2 separate regions of the Mus musculus genome follow, and region 1 is linked to region 2. Evidence: chromatin loops called from intact Hi-C (ENCODE). Cell type or tissue: left cerebral cortex. All regions are shown on one strand.

Region 1 (8,000 bases), 1.4 Mb after region 2:
ATTTACACAATGGAGTACTACTCAGCTACTAAAAAGAATGAATTCATGAAATTCCTAGGCAAATGGATTGACCTGGAGGGCATCATCCTGAGTGAGATAACCCAATCACAAAAGAACTCACATGATATGTTCTTACTGATAAGTGGATATTAGCCCAGAAACTTAGAATACTCAAGATACAAGATACAAAGCACATGAAACTCAAGAAGAATGAAGACCAAAGTGTGGACACTTTGCCCCTTCTTAGAATTGGGAACAAAACACACATGGAAGAAGTTACAGAGACAAAGTTTGGAGCTGAGACAAAAGGATGCACCATCTAGAGACTACCATATCTGGGGATCCATCCCATAATCAGTCGCCAAACGCAGACACCATTGCATACACTAGCAAGATTTTGCTGAAAGGACCCAGATATAGCTGTCTCTTGTGAGACTATGCCGGGGCCTAGCAAACACATAAGTGGATGCTCATAGTCAGCTATTGGATGGATCACAGGGCCCCCAATGGAGGAGCTAGAGAAAGTATCCAAGGAGCTAAAGGACTCTGCAACCCTATAGGTGGAACAACAGTATGAACTAGCCAGTACCCCCTGGAGCTTGTGTCTCTAGCTGCGCATGTATCAGAAAATGGCCTAGCTGGCCATGAGTGGAAAGAGAGGCCCATTGGCTGTGCAAACTTTATATGCCCCATTACAGGGGAATGCCAGGGCCAAAAAGTGGGAGTGGGTGAGTAGGGGAGTGGGTGGGAGGGTATGGGGAACTTTGGGGATAGCATTGGAAATGTAAATGAGGAAAATACCTAATAAAAAAAAAAGAGTGTGGCTTTTTAGGAAGATTTCTTTCTTTCTGTTTTTCTTTCTGTATTTCTTTTTTCTTTTCTTTTTTTTTTTTTTCCTGTATAGCCCTGGCTGTCCTGGAACTCACATTGTAGAACAGGCTAGCCTCAAACTCAGAAATCTGCCTGCCTCTGCCTCCCGAGTGCTGGGATTAAAGGCCTGTGCCACCCCTCCCCACCCTGTCATCTCCAAGACCCCCTCCCCCCCCCGTGATGTGGAGGAAGAGCCATCTGCAAGATGGATGTGAGCCACAAGCTGTACTCCTAGCCAATACCACCAGCCCTCCTGTCTCTGAAGGGGACCCCTCCACTAATCGGACTGCCAAATTTCACCGGTTTGCCCTGGGATATTATAAAAAATTATTTGTATGATTGATGAAACTAAAAACACCTCGTGGCAAAAAAAAAAAGAAAAAGAAAAAGAAAAAGTAAAAGAAAAAGAAAAAGAAAAAGAAAAAGTAAAAGAAAAGAAAAAGAAAAAGAAAAAGAAAAAGAAAAAGAAAAAAAGAGTGTAGCTTTGTTGGAGGAGATGTGGCTGGGTTAGAGAAGGTGTATCACTGTAGTAGGCTTCTGGGTTTCAAACGCCCAGCTAGATCTCTCTGTCCCTCTGCAGATCAGAACTAAGCTCCATCTTCTACTCCAGCACTTATCATGGCTGCCTGCTTGCTACTATGATCCCTGCCATAATATTCACAAACTCATTCTCTGAAAGCTTTTATTAGGTCCCTTGGTCATGGCGCTTCTTCCCAGCAATGGAAAAGTAACTAAGACACACTATCTCAGAAGCTTGCATTCAGCTACATTTGATCCAAACTAAGCAGTTTTCTACATTCTCTTGAATCTCTTTTCACTTACATAGATGTTATACAAGCTCTGGATGTTTTAATACTGTCCAGTGTTAAAGTACCCCACAGTTGTTCACTGCTTCTAGTTGTTAGTCAAGGAGAGAAACAAAACTCTTGAGTTAGAATTAATCTTAGCACTCCAGTCCAGTTTCAAGAAGCAGCATGATAAATGATATTGATGGTAAGAAACACTCAACATCGCTACATCCTGCTGCCTGCTCTCTACTCTCACCTCTGGGCCCTGCTCCTGCCACACTTGATCTGGAAATTTAAGCATGCTCTTTGTTCTCTTGGAATTCAATTCGAAATAACTCCCCTCCATTAAGGTAAACTTTAAGCCCCCACTGTCTCCTGATTCTTCACAGTTAGAAGTATTCTCCTGTGGACATAGCCCATCTTTCAGAGATTTTCTTTTGCACAGCTTGACAAAAAACCTAAGGGAGAAAAGATTATGGCCAGAATATACATTATGCACATTTCTCCATTAATAAGCCTGCCCCATCCTCTCTCTCTCTCTCTCTCTCTCTCTCTCTCTCTCTCTGTATGTGGGGGGGTTGTTGTTCTAAGTGAGAGAGGAGTATATTTTCTCTTTTCAAGGGGAAACATTCTTTCCTCCCCTCAGGTTTCTGCCTGCTGGATGCTTGCTGATTAATTTAAACCCACAGACAAGTGGTTTCCTTATTAATGATTCTGCCAGGTTTCCAGAACATAGTGGGATTAACCTGCTCTCAGTGCAGACTGCTCTTTTATTAAAGAAACCACTGCCTTATAATAAAACATGAGAGGATATGTAACATGGTAATGTCAGTATGAACACGAGGAAAACCATGGTTTCTCTCCTCGGAGCTCTGAAATATAGCTGTTTAATTAATGGAAGTTATCAATCCTTCCTTCCATGTGCCTATGGTCAGACATCTATAACACACCCAGAGACTTCCTACACTCATGTCAGAAAATCAAGAAAGCATCTAAACACTAGCTGAAGTGACTGGAGAGAAGAGACATACAGGAGGTGAAGCTGAAATGAGATTGTGATTTAGTCAGTAGTCTAAACAATCTCATCAAACCACACTTGAAAAAGAAATCATGTGAACAGCAAACAGCGTGCAAGTATAGCAGACCTGGAAAGAATAACAAGTTCTTAGTACTTCACACCCACGTGTTCTCAAAGGAGAGTCTGATGGCACAGACCATGCCACGTGTGAGAACCCACATCCTCCTTCACAGTTTTACAGAATCCAGCCCACTCTGAAGCCAGTCTACCACATCTTCCCACAGAGCTTGCTTCATAGAAAATGGCTTGTGGGTCAGGCTCAAACTCATTGTGAACTGAGGTTTCTCAAACTTTCTTCAGGAGAGTCAGTCTCAGATGCACTTTGTAGGTACTCTTTGTCCCAGGAGCTGAGCCCTGAAAACTGGAGGTCCTGAGCTAGGCATGACATGGATATTAAATAACCAGCTGTCCTCTGTACAAGGCTATATTTACTCTTTGTTCTCAGGCCTTTGTGAATCACCACACTAATAAACACTCTTCCAGTGCACTCAGCTACAGAATGGAGACCAGAATTAACTAGAAGCACTGTTTAGCTTCTTCCAAGACCTTAGAAACGTTTTCCCATAGATATATATGTATACATACATACGAAAGTATTCCATTCCACTGCTGTTTTAGTTTCAATACTTCAAATGAATGACATTTGGGGGACACATCGTACAGTCAGACAAATATTGTGGTAGCCACAAAGACAAATGTACCAGCAGCAGCAGTCATAGAGGGACAACCAAACAACTGTCTCTGGGCTAGTCTACCTTCAAGGACCTGAGACTGCACAACACAGACATAGATGTAGAAGCAGACAATGCCTCTGTATCTTCAGGACTCTATAAGGATGGCTTGTTTTACAATTTGATGGTGTGCACTACATTTTCAACAAGATAGTCAGATCAGCTTTTACAGTATGCATATATATGTTTCCTAATGGATAAGTACTATCCCCATTCACTATAAATAAGCCAATACACAATAGGAAAGGCAAGGCAAAAAAAATTAATTTTTTTAAAAAACGAGAAGGAGAGGAGATAGATTAACTATTCCCCCAGTTGGCTCTCTTTTCTCTTTGTTTGCTGCTGGGGCTGACAGCATGGAGCAAAGGAATGCCAGATGTAACTACAGCATAGAAAGCAGGCCTGGGAGCTGTCCAGCTCTTTACTCCCACAGACACAGTGCAGTCCCCAGAGCTGAGATTCCCTCTGAATCCAGGATTCAGCCAAATGTCTCTATGGCAAACCTGGGCTTCAGTTCCAGGACTGGAGCTTGGCCATCCTCCTAGTGCATTAGCAAGACTCTAACTGGAAGCAGCCCGTCAACAAGGCAGCATCAAGGCAGAGCTATGCTTCCTCCCAGCCAAGCAGTTAGAAATTTGGAAAAAAAAAAAATGGCTGAAGATTTAGGAAAACGTGAGAAGGATGAAAATAGTCAGAAACATAAAGGACTTCATAAAATAAAACATTGAGTGTTTCACAATGATATTCATAAATAAAAATTATACCCTCCCCAGAAGGAAGCAGCAGTCAGGATTCTAACATGCAGGTTACAACATAGGCGTTTTCTCCTCAGGCTTTCCTGTGACTTCTGAGTACAGGAATGGCGTAAAACTCTGCTTAACACTTGCTAGAGTGAGGCAGCCGGCCCTGTCTCTAAGCACTTTCAAAATCCAAAACCTGTGTTTACTTTGCAGGACTGTGTCTTTGAATGTGTGACAAGAGTCTTTGTTCTTTTCTATTTGGGTGCATCTTTTTAAAAATTAAATTCTAAATGTGTTTCCACCAGAGGGCAGTAAATAAGAAAACAAACAAACAAACAAATGGCTCTTTTCACTGAATACAAATTGCCTCCAAAATCAGATAAAAGCATTCCACTTCCCCACTCAGCGGTTTTGCGGGCTCTTCTGCTAAAAAGCCTTATTTTCTCACCTCTCCTGGATTTGTCTTCAGTAGTCTCTTTCCTCAGAACTCACAGCGTGGGTTATAGACACATCCCGGAAGGAATCTGGGAAACTGATTTTATAAAATGAGAAGCACTTCTTTCACCTTAGATGTGCTGTCCTGCCCATCCACACAGGGCCTACCTGGCTCTGAAATGGCTTCCCTGTTGGCCAAGGGACTTAGTAGGCTCCACTCACACTGCTTTTCATTGTTGTGAGGAGACACTGGCAAGAGGCTGCAGGAGCACTCTCACTCCTATGAATGCAGAGCAGGAGTATGGTAGGGAAAGGAAGAACAGCAATGCCATCCTGTGGTCATCCATGAGTCTCGCTGCCTATGATGGCCTCAAGCTCCCTGTGTGCTGCTGGGGCCTTGGGGAAGCTTAAGAAAGCCTCTGCAGGAAACAAACCATAGCAAAAACAAGCCGGGGCAGCAATCTGAGCTCCTTTTAACCTCACAGCCTACCTTCTCCGTTGAAAAACAAGAATAAAGGTGATGTGGTCCAGGAAGCTAATGTAGGGGAAACACTCAAGTATAAATTCTCCCCAGAAACACCTCGGCAGCTTTCATATACAAAATCTTGGGATCACCAGTACCTCTGGGTCCCACTGTTCAGGGATATGGCTCAAGATTGAATTTCCAAAATTATGCCGAGGCAATCTTCTGCTCTGGTTCTGATCTCAGGTAGGGACTGACTGCTAGGAATTAACTGTTTTAATTCCTTCTCTTCCCTTTCAGGCAGCATTGGAGCTGGTTCACAGATAAGAGTCCATGCTGTGGATCCTGTTACAGACTCCCATAATTCCATGCTAGCTAGCTGAGGCAATCCATTCCCTACACTCCATCTACTTCCTCCATAAATGGGATTGACACACAAGGCAGTAGCCCACAGCACCTGCTCCAGCTTCCAAGGCCTAGAACTCAGACAGTTATTATACCTGAGCACATGATGTTGTAAGGGCCCACGATTTGCCAAAGAATGATACCCTGGACTCAAATAGTATGTAACTGCAAAGAGTGTTCTGTTCTGCAGGAGTTCAGCATGCTGGGGTCTCCCATTACCAAGCTAGAAAGACAACCAAATGAGCTTGCAGGCCTGATTTAAAGAACATTAGGGGATTTCTGGGTTGGTGACCTTTGTCTTACTTCATCCTAGAGACATTCCATTTCCTAGGTATGAGGACTAGACACTGTTCCTGAAGAAGTAGCTGAGGAAGTCTGGAAACTGTTGCTGATCTTGCTTCAGGCCAGGTGGTGGGGCAGCTTCTGAGGCCTGGACTTGCGGACTTGTCCAGCTCTTGGAAACAGAGATTTAGGCCTGAACTGCCAATTTTAAGCCTGTCATGGAGTCAGCTCGTCTCAATGTTACCTGGCAGGGTGGCTCTGGGGGATCACAAGCAGCCTGGCTACATTCCAGTGACCCCAGACACATGCCAGTGACCCCTGCCTTCTGTGCTCTGGTAGTTCTCATTGCCTTTTCTGGCTCCAATAAAAGAGCAGAAGTATTTCCTCAGGATCTATCAGTGTCTGATCATGAACACTGTGTGTGTGTGTGTGTGTGTGTGTGTGTGTACACTAACATATATTAGCATAGGTTAATGTCAGATAGATAAATGATAAACAGACAGACAGATACGATTGCACTTTAAAAATATTCTATGCAAGTATTTGTTTCTCCAACTTAAAAAGCAAGGGCTCGTACATCCTCTGCAAAGTGTGCACATTGAGATGTCCCTACATGATAAATTGAACCACCAATCACCTACTCTTACCATTTCTGATGGCTACATCTATGTTTCTAAAGGTTCTCTCCAGAATTTGTGTCTTCACCAACACAGCAGATTGCCTTGATTTTCTAGTTTGACTTATACGACACCTGCAGATTTTACCCTATTAGGCCAAGGCCTGTCTCCTAAGTCTCTTAGTCCTATTTTGAATAGGTAGAGATCGTCAGGTATATCAAGAATACTCCTTGACTCCTTGCAAATACTACAAAGTAAGAAGCAAGCCTACATGTGCTGAGCTTCACAAACAGGCTGCTCTTTTTCATAAAGATCTGGCATATTGTTGTTTCCTTCCCCCACGTATATGTTCTTCCGAATTTCCTTTTATTTTTACTTTTCATTATATCAAGGTACTGAGCCCAAGTCTATCTATAAAAATAGTGCCAGCAGTCTGTGAGAATAAATACACCCATAGAAATTCATGCAAACCTATCAGCATACAGAAAGAGTCAACACAAGAACAGATTTAGAAAATACTAGAAGTAGAAAACAACAAGTACTATTGCTGTACTTTTACACTATACCACGGTGATTTCGAAGTAACTAATAAATGTTCAGCAACTGTCTATGAACGCATATCTAGCCTGGGTGGTGAGGATACCATGGGTGGTTCTCAAATGAGCAAGAGTGAGACCATGCCATCAAGGAAATGTATTTTGAAAATAAGCCTACAACTTTAAGTGATACCATTACCCCAAAGAAATATATACTAAGAAATGCTTTAAAAAAAAAGTAATGGTTCTGTGTTATTCGGGTTCGACAGCAGACTGCCACAGCCAGTACTAACTACAGAACGCTGCAAGAAGAAACAGCCATCGCATTTCACATTGTTAATGAACAAAACCCACGTAGATAGGGAGGTTCTCTGGAGCTCACAGAGAAGATCATGAAATGTGTCTGAAGGAACTTAAATCCTTTGAAAGAACGTGCTCCTGAATCAGAGATTCATGAGAATTCCATTATGACTAGACTAAATAATGTGAAATGTAGAATTCAGAATTAATCTTAAAGTGCTCATCTATAGGACTTTTGAAGAGGTAATATTACCCCTCCAAAAAAAAAAAAAAAAAAAAACCCTACATTTTAAGAAAATCAGTATGATTAGAGTCATTAGGAGGCTTACAGTAAATTCCAAAGGTGAGGCTGGCAAAATGAATGAATATATCCCTAATTTACACATTCTGTGAAATTTAAGCAGAAAGTAAATAAGTCAAAGATATCCCAAGGGAATAAATAAAGGAAAATATACTAAGCTAAGCAAAATAAAATAAACTGTGTGTATAAAAATGTGTGTTTGTATGCACATGTTTGTATTTTATATGCTGTGTGTGTGTGTGTGTGTGTGTGTGTGCACTTTTGTAGATTTTTCTCAGATCTTTGACCCTATCCTTTGACCTTATCCTAATAGCAGCTGTAGAATACCTCCTAAACTCGACTCTGAACTATTTTCCGTGAACTCTGAACACTATAACTGATGAGACTTTCTAAGATACAAATTTCAGTTATTGAAGTGATGCTGACTTCAGGAAAAGTAATAGTTATTAGAAGA
Region 2 (8,000 bases):
CACTCTAGGTCTATTTGTAGAACTTGTCAGAAGAGATTTAGGATAGGTGTTGTACTCCTTGAGTATATATTCGCTCCTATTTTCTTTGGGAAATTTAATGAAAAAAAAAGTTAGAACACATCCATCAATTATTCATGACTTGCATCTAAAAAAACTAAAACGTGTGTACAGGAAAAATCCCAAATGATTCATTACTTTTAATCACATAATAATAATCATCTGAGTGTGTAAATCAAGAAGCTTCTGTTTCTTTGGACTTTAAGACTCACCATTTATAGCCATGCCACTGGATGCCTAACAATGTCCTGAAGTGAAAGACAGTTTTCTCATTTTTCTTTTTTCCGAAATTTACGTTGATACTTGTGAGAAACTGGTAATTTCTGCCTTTCTGTTTTTAGAGTACAATGGCCTGGTTTCCCACAATCCACAGAGGCTGATATTCCTTTATGCGTACTTGCTAATTCCCAACATTCCAAGACCAGGTACATCCAGAGAACTCTGCATTCACTAGAAAGCCTTTAAAGAATGATGTTGCATTGGCATATGGAAAACTGGCCAGGGTGCACTGAATGGCTTCAGGACTGACTATTATCTAGTGGCTTAGGGAGTCTGTGTACATATACCTCACATTTCTCTATATTATAAAATTGTTGTAATATTGTCCCCTTTTCTTTAAGCTAGATAGCCCAGTAAGAGTAGGATAACCTGTGTAGTAATTTATCCCTCAACTGCCTTCCTTTCCCATCTTACTTCCAATATATACTGTATTTACTTGAATCTTTAACTTAGGATCCACTTGTGATAGATACCAATTCAGAAAACTGTCTTCACAGCATCAGGTGAAGAGTTATTCAAATAGATATTGTCCTTTGATAAGGCCCAAGCATGAATAGACAGACCTAAGAAGGTTTGGGGCTATCTGTGGATATTAATGACCTGTATTTTCTTTTGAAATTCAGCCATTGCTACTGTCAATATACTCTGGTGTCTTTGTAATTCAGTCTGAAACAAATAAAGGAGAAGCTCTTAATAGATTTTATTTTGTCCTCAATAAAAAGATATAAATTGTTTTTTTCACATTAACATATTTTATGTCACAGTTACTGATATTCACAAAACAACCAATTAGCAATAAAAGCATAGTTTACTGTCTTAACATGTTAGAAAATATTACTAAGTGAGGAGGTCTAAATTTCTGGGTAAATTTAAAATATAATTGTATTTACTTTTGAGAATGAAAAGGTCAAATACCTTTATCACATTTTTGAATTTTTTTTGTGGTTTATTTGTAGCACAAAAGGTCTCCTATAACTGAAAGAATTATACTCTTTTCCTTTCTTCATTTTTATTAGGTGAGGCAAAATACAAGAAATAGGTAAGATGTGTATTTTCTTTTTATTTTAACAGGATTTTTAGAGGCATAAGTCATAGAGTCATAGAATTAATATTTTAAAAACTAATATTACATGAGGTATACTAGGGAATCCAAAGTAATTCAGGTTAACTTAGTGATAACCTTGACCAATTAGCTCGTAGCTAATAATTCTCATTTCTAGCCAGCAATGGATATGGTCTCAGCATTTTTGACATATCATAGCTAGGTAGTAAGCTCACTCTCCTTATTTGAAATCTCATCTTGTGTGACTGGTCTCTACTGAGTGACAGACAACACATAATAAACCCAAAGAGAGCAATAAGTGACTCTCATAACAATACAATGTGGCTCTACTTTTATAAGTGCTGTACTGGCTAGTTTTATGTCCCCTTGACGCAAGCTAGAGTCATCAGAAAGGAGGGTGCCTCAACCGAGAAAATGCCCCCCCCCCCCATAAGATCAGGCTGTCTGGTATTTTTTTAATTAGTGATCAGTGGGAAGGGGACAGCCTATTGTAGGTGGTGCCATCTCTGGACTAGTGGTCCTGGGTCCTATAAGAAAGCAGGCTGAGCAAGCCATGAGAAGTAAGTTTGTAAGCAGCACCTCTCCATGGCCTCTGTATCATCTCCTGCATCCAAGTTCCTGCCCTGTTTGAGTTCCTGTGCTGACTTTCCTCATGAAGAAAGGAGAAATGAAAGTGCAAGCAGATAAACCCTGTCCTCCCCAAAGTTGCTTTGGTTATGGTGTCTCACCACAGCAAAAGAAACCCCATGACAAGCATATAAAACTTAGATGGACCATTTTCACAAGTCAATGACAAATACTTTACAAGCTACTTCAGAAATCTTTTTAAGAAATCTAATTCTAGGCTTTCCTTCCAGTTCAATGCTCCACTCTACCAAATGTCCTGGAATGATTTAAGATATCTAGAGCTCTCTTTGCTTATCATTTGTCCTTTTCAGTGCTTCCAGGCAATCTAATGCCAAATAACAGATCTCCCGAACTTCCACTTAAAAATGTCCTCACATATTCTATACACAACATGGGACACTTTGATTACACACTACCTAGGACCTGACTTTTGTTATCTTGACTATCACATATTTACTCAAAACACTGTTTTTCTTTACTTTAGCTCCATAATTTTATCCAGGTTTGTGTATAAATCCTCTAATTTGGTCATGGAAGCATATTATGGTTTCTTTCTACGTTACATATCAAATCAGAATTTGGGAGTTTGGGTATAAACTATTATTAACGTATGTTAACTTACCTGCTTTCTCTTTCAGCCTTCAGCCCACCTTTATTTAGCTATTTTTCAGTTGAGACAAATGAGTCTTTCACACTTGGGAAGAACCCTGAGCCTAACCCTAATCATTGTTGTCTTCCTCCTTAATAGTCATCCGCCGTTCACCGCTGCAGAAAGCAACCAAAATCCCCATGCTTCCTAGACAGGGAGTCAGGAAAAGGTTTAGATTCTTTTCCATTCCTTCTTTCAATCTATCTGATCGATTTTTCTCCCTCTCTTTGAACCAGATGCAGCACATTCTTTGTTAGAAGCCCACATAATCACACTGGAGTCCCTTTATTGTTAGCTTAGCCATCTTTTAAGTGATGTTCTCCGGTAGGGAGTATAAAGAACGTTTTCATTCTAGAAACCTGGTGAATACGTGCCCGCCTTTGTATGTCTAAGAACATTTACCGTAAATATGACGTCTATGGATCGCGTGAGTCTAGAGAGTCCAACAAGTTGCAATCCTTGTTTTAAGCAGAAAAGAACCTGTCTCTAAATTTCTGCAGTCGGCGTTCAGAATGACATAGTGCCCAGTCTGAAAGATTCGGGGATTGAATTAGTAGTTTACTGGTTATTATTTTTAGGTGAGTTTGGATAAATAGTCTCTTCAAAATGATACAGCGTCGCAAGATGGGACAGTACTACTATAGACTGTACCGAATGCAATGGATAGTATGTAAAGTGGTAAACATTTAATGACTGACATAAGGGCTTTTTCCATGACACACTGTCAGAACAGCTTGATTGGGTTTGAAATCAGTTTTTCAGACTTTGGCTTTTCCACTAACCCGGATTCCTAGCATCAGGACTTAAAATACTAACTTGATGCATGACCTTGAACAAAATACCCTGAGTCACTTTCCTTATCTACAGAAGGACTGGACTAGATAACCTCTAGGGTCTTTTATAATGCTAGCTTAGCCACACTTCCCGCATCCCCCTCCCGCCCCCTCCAGTGTGGAAGGGCTGAGGATCAGGATCCTGAAACCGCCCGAAGCTATGTAAGTCGTGGGTGCCCAGATGCCTTCATCTGTGTTTCGTGCAGTGTGTGAAGCTGCGTACACCCTCAGCTGTTGCCTCTTCAGTTTGCCTCCCGGGTCCCTGTGGAGACCACATATCGCTTTATTTATTTATATCCTGGCTTGCTCCCGAAAGCACATAAGGCGCCAAGACACAGTAAGTCCCCGACAGTGTCACACGGTGCGAGAAAGAAATCCTCTGATGACATCTCCTTTAGAAAACCGCCTCCCAGAGATGCTAATGAATGCCTTTTGCCGAACTCTCCGGGTCCCAGCTGGGTTTCTGGTCTCCTGCCTGAGCCGTCCACCCCTCCCCGCGGTCACTCAGACGCCCTTCCCGGACTAGCCCAAACTGTCACCACCAAGTCCCAGCTGGACCAGGATCCCGCCCGGCTCCCTCGCTCGGCTGTCATTGGCTGCTGCTGCCGTCACTCCCCGCACGGCTCCGCCTCCCCGCCTAGCGCGTTTTGTGGACCCCTGGGTTTCCGCGGCAAGCCGCTGACGTTTGCCTGAGCGGCGTTGCCTGGGCCCCGCGACCTTTCACCCCGCCTCCCCGCGGGAGCGCCCCGGCCCGCTCCGCGCCCCCGCCAAGCCCGCGCGCCCCCGCCAAGCCCGCGCGCGCCCGCCGCCCCGCAGGCGGAGACTCCGGCGCGGAGGCCGGCCCCGCGCGGCGCGTGTGGGAGTCGCGGCCCCTCGCGGCCCCCGCCCGCCGCCCCCCACGCGCGGGAGACACGATGAGCGCGGGCGGGCGGCAGCGGCGCGGAGCAGCGCAGGCGGCACACGCGCCCAGGCAGCGGCGGCGGCGGCAGCAGCGGGAGCGAGCGCCGCGTTAGCCGGGTCCGCCGCTCCGGCCGCCCGCGGCCGCTCCTCCTCCCGCTCATTCACTCGCCCTCCTCCCGGCCGCCCGCGCCTCCTCCGCTCATTCACTCCCGCTCTGCCCGCCGCTTTCTTCTCCTTCTTCACCCTCCGGCTCCCACACCCCCTCCATTCCCGCTCCTAGCCGACACTGCACTGCAGCTGCTCCGCGCCCTGCCCCCTCCCCAGTGAGCACATCAGCCACACTGCTCGCCGCCTCAGACTGCTATTGATCCGATTAAAGAAAAAAAAAAAAAAAAAAAGAAAAAAAAAAAAAAAACCTTAGCAACCCCAAACGAGAAAAAAAAAAAAAAAAGCCAAAACAAAAGGGAGCCGCTTCTCCCGGTGCAGCGGCAGGAACTGCAAGCATGATGGCGGCAGCTCCCATTCAGCAGAACGGGACCCATACGGGGGTTCCCATAGATCTGGACCCGCCGGACTCGCGGAAAAGGCCGCTTGAAGCGCCCCCTGAAGCCGGCAGCACCAAGAGGACCAACACGGGCGGTGGGTATCGCTTCCGCCTCCCGCCCCGTCCCCGCCGCCCTCCCGCGCCGTGGCCGCTGCCGCCGGCCGTCCCGCGCCCCCTCCCCTGCACCTGCCCCGGCCCCGTCTCATCAAGATGGCGACCCGGGGTTCTGAGCCGACCCGCTCGCCCCAGCCGGTGCTGGCCCCGGCGACAGGGTCCGCTCCCAGGGCCGCCCCCCGCGAGAGGTGATGGCCGCCTGAAGATGCGCGCTGCATTTAACAGTCTGATCAAATAAATAAATAAATGGCACTTGGGTAGCGGCTTGCAGATGCTGGGGGCACCGGAGACTTTTGCCTCTGTTCATCCCCTTGCTCTGGGCCACAAGTAGTATGCAAAATCTTGATGAGTGCATGCCCTGAGCGCACTTACATGGTCGGTACAAATATCGCATTGATTTGTCTTCAAGGGTATGCATACGAGGGGGGTGTCTGGTACGGTGACTTGTTAGTTAACATCCTGCGCTTCCTCGGAAGATGAGTTATAACGGGACCGCTATCGCTTCTTCATTTGCACTGGAGTCATCTTAACAATGCATCCAATGCATCGAAGCAGAGGTGAATTTATCTCCAGCATATACATTAGAAATGGATGGGGGTCTTGTGAGTGGCACATCGCAAAAAATTCGGAATACTCGTTCCCAGTAAAGAGCTGGATTTACCGCGAAGTTTCCTATTTAAGACGTGATCAGGTTGACGGAAACTAAAGTTTATGGAGTTGGCTTTATTTTCTGAAACATTTCATTTTTCTTTTTTTTTTTTCACGGCTCATCGAACCTCCCCCCGCCCCCGTCTCCGTTTTATGGTTCTTTTGGAGATGGAGCGTTATCTATTTGGTGACTTTGGAGTGTATTTAGAATAAATAACTCGTAAGCTTTTTAGTATTGGCAAGATTCTTCTTAAGGTCTTTTAATTAATGAGCTTAGCCGAGATCATAGTAGACTTAGAAGTGCCGCGGAAATACATCGGGATTACTTAGATTCTCAGTCCACCACATTGACGCTTTTTTTCCCCTTGGCAGTTTCTCACGGCTTGGAATACTCCCTACAGTTTGGGTGGACTATTTTGCAGGAAGATGGTTGTTTTGTATACTTAAAGTCGGATATAGCCAGTGATTAATTGCAGTCTTTTATGTTTGCTATGACAGACAAATTTAGCGGATCACTACTTACAGTGTTGGATTTTTTTTCATCTTCAGTATGTTAAGTGAAGGTTTGTCATGTTCTAAATCTCTGAAGTTTTGTTAAAGGGTCAGTTTCTTTCATTTTGCCATGGTAACCACAGAATTGGAAGACTTTCATGTTTGGAGTAACAACTGGAATTTACTCCCCAGTCTCTATCGTACTGCAAATTGTTAGAACGTGTGAATCCCGAAAACTGGGGAAGATTTTGTAAATGCTTGTTTTTCAGTGTAATTGGTGGTTTTCATTCCTTAAGCATTTTAAAGTGCTGTTTTCTGCAATTCTACGTCCATTGGTTTAGTTGATGTTTTCTCTCTGGAGGGTGGGTTGGGGATTCAAAGTTTAAAATGATCATGTTAATCAAATGTATTTCTTTACATTTTTCAGAAGACGGCCAGTACTTTCTAAAGGTTCTCATACCTAGTTATGCTGCTGGATCTATAATTGGGAAGGGAGGACAGACAATTGTTCAGTTGCAAAAAGAAACTGGAGCCACTATCAAGCTGTCTAAATCCAAAGATTTTTATCCAGGTAGGTGAAATGGTAAAGAAATTGTTTGACTAATTTCCCAAGGAAAAACACCAAATATCTACATGTGCTGTGTGTTGTCTTAAAAAAAATTTTTTTAAATGATGAAGATCTGAGTGTTACATTAGCATACATTGTGGAATTTCTTTAAGCGTATTTCCATTGTTGTTCATGTTTTTCCCTCCCATTAATTGATATACTGTGTATGTGATTTAGACTAATGGTGAGATAATTCTCTGCATGCTTTGGAATGCTAATTGCTAGCACAAAAACTTAAAAATTAGAGCTAGAACCCTGGACAGTTGGCATAAGGAAATGTGGTTCCTCTGAAGTTTGCAGACATCATTGTCATGACAATTAGTTTAGTGTGAATTCAGAGGAGGGGGCTGGGTGGTTTCTTAAAGAATGGACCATTTACTTCTGCATCCATTATGTACCTCTTTCTGCTTGGTTGCTTTGTTTGTTGGCCTTGGATGAAGTAAAGAGGACAAGTGCGGTCTCTTCAGATATTTAAAATACTTTAGTAATCTAATTGGGATAAGAAATTTACTACGCCGACATGCAAGATGTGGACTAGTGTTTTAGAATTTGTGTTCAGAGCCATATTTGATTGAAATACTTTACAGTGTGGGACAGTAACCTGCTAGATCATCGCAGGTTTCCTAGGTTGATTGATTGTGTGGATTTGGCCTCTCATTTTTCTGTTTGTTTGGTTTGTTTTTTGTTGTTGTTGGTTTTGCTTTGTTTTGTTTTGTTTTACTTTTGGGCTCCTCCTTTCATGCTGTGCATTTCCTCAGGTTCATCTTTTTTCTTTTCTTTCTCCTCAGTTCCATTCCTCCTCAGTGTATGTATCTTCAGTAGTGAAATCACAGTGGACTAGTGCAACCCCCGGTGATAGATATCGTGAGCTCATCTGCTTTGCTTAGCTCTCGCTTTCAGTCATTTTTCAGGAGGTTGTTTTAGTTTTATGACTGTAAAAATGTTAATTCAGTGCTGAAGTGAGCTATAGTGCTTAGTGTTTTCCTGATGGAAAAGAAAGCAGAATTGCTTTCAGAGGTCTTGGCTACCAAGAGCTCTATAGCACTCAGACACTAGCATGGACCGAGGGAGGCTCAACCCTTGGCTACTTCCTTTTCACAGCTAATCATCTGGGCTAGAAACCGACCATGCACTGGAAAAGATGATTTTGGAATGGCTGATGCTTTACTAGTTGAACACAGTACTTT

The links. Hi-C counts contacts between places; a loop is a spot of excess contacts. Peaks named below come from ENCODE experiments on the same cell type or tissue, not always from the same donor. Only the 100,000 strongest peaks of a DNase experiment are listed, where the experiment ranks them.
Region 1: a loop joins it to region 2, with 9 times the contacts of the local background. A loop is called at or near these places in 4 of 42 quality-filtered maps.

What each region holds. Positions count from the first base shown.
Region 1 is chr12:45,463,179-45,471,178 of GRCm38, reverse strand. It overlaps Gm33680 (a long non-coding RNA gene), which reads right to left and starts at 4,897. Exons shown (of 5, transcript XR_381572.3): 1 at 4,811-4,897; 2 at 4,656-4,739. In left cerebral cortex, a CTCF peak has its summit at 4,977 (motif pointing left); DNase peaks (open chromatin) are centred at 3,427, 3,931, 4,367, 4,924 and 1 more place; H3K4me3 peaks cover 644 bases; H3K27ac peaks cover 1,002 bases.
Region 2 is chr12:46,815,663-46,823,662 of GRCm38, reverse strand. It overlaps Nova1 (NOVA alternative splicing regulator 1), which reads left to right and starts at 4,896. Exons shown (of 5, transcript NM_021361.2): 1 at 4,896-5,047; 2 at 6,634-6,777. The coding sequence starts at 4,912. In left cerebral cortex, a CTCF peak has its summit at 4,952; DNase peaks (open chromatin) are centred at 5,311, 6,202, 7,180, 7,731 and 3 more places; H3K4me3 peaks cover 4,286 bases; H3K27ac peaks cover 2,133 bases.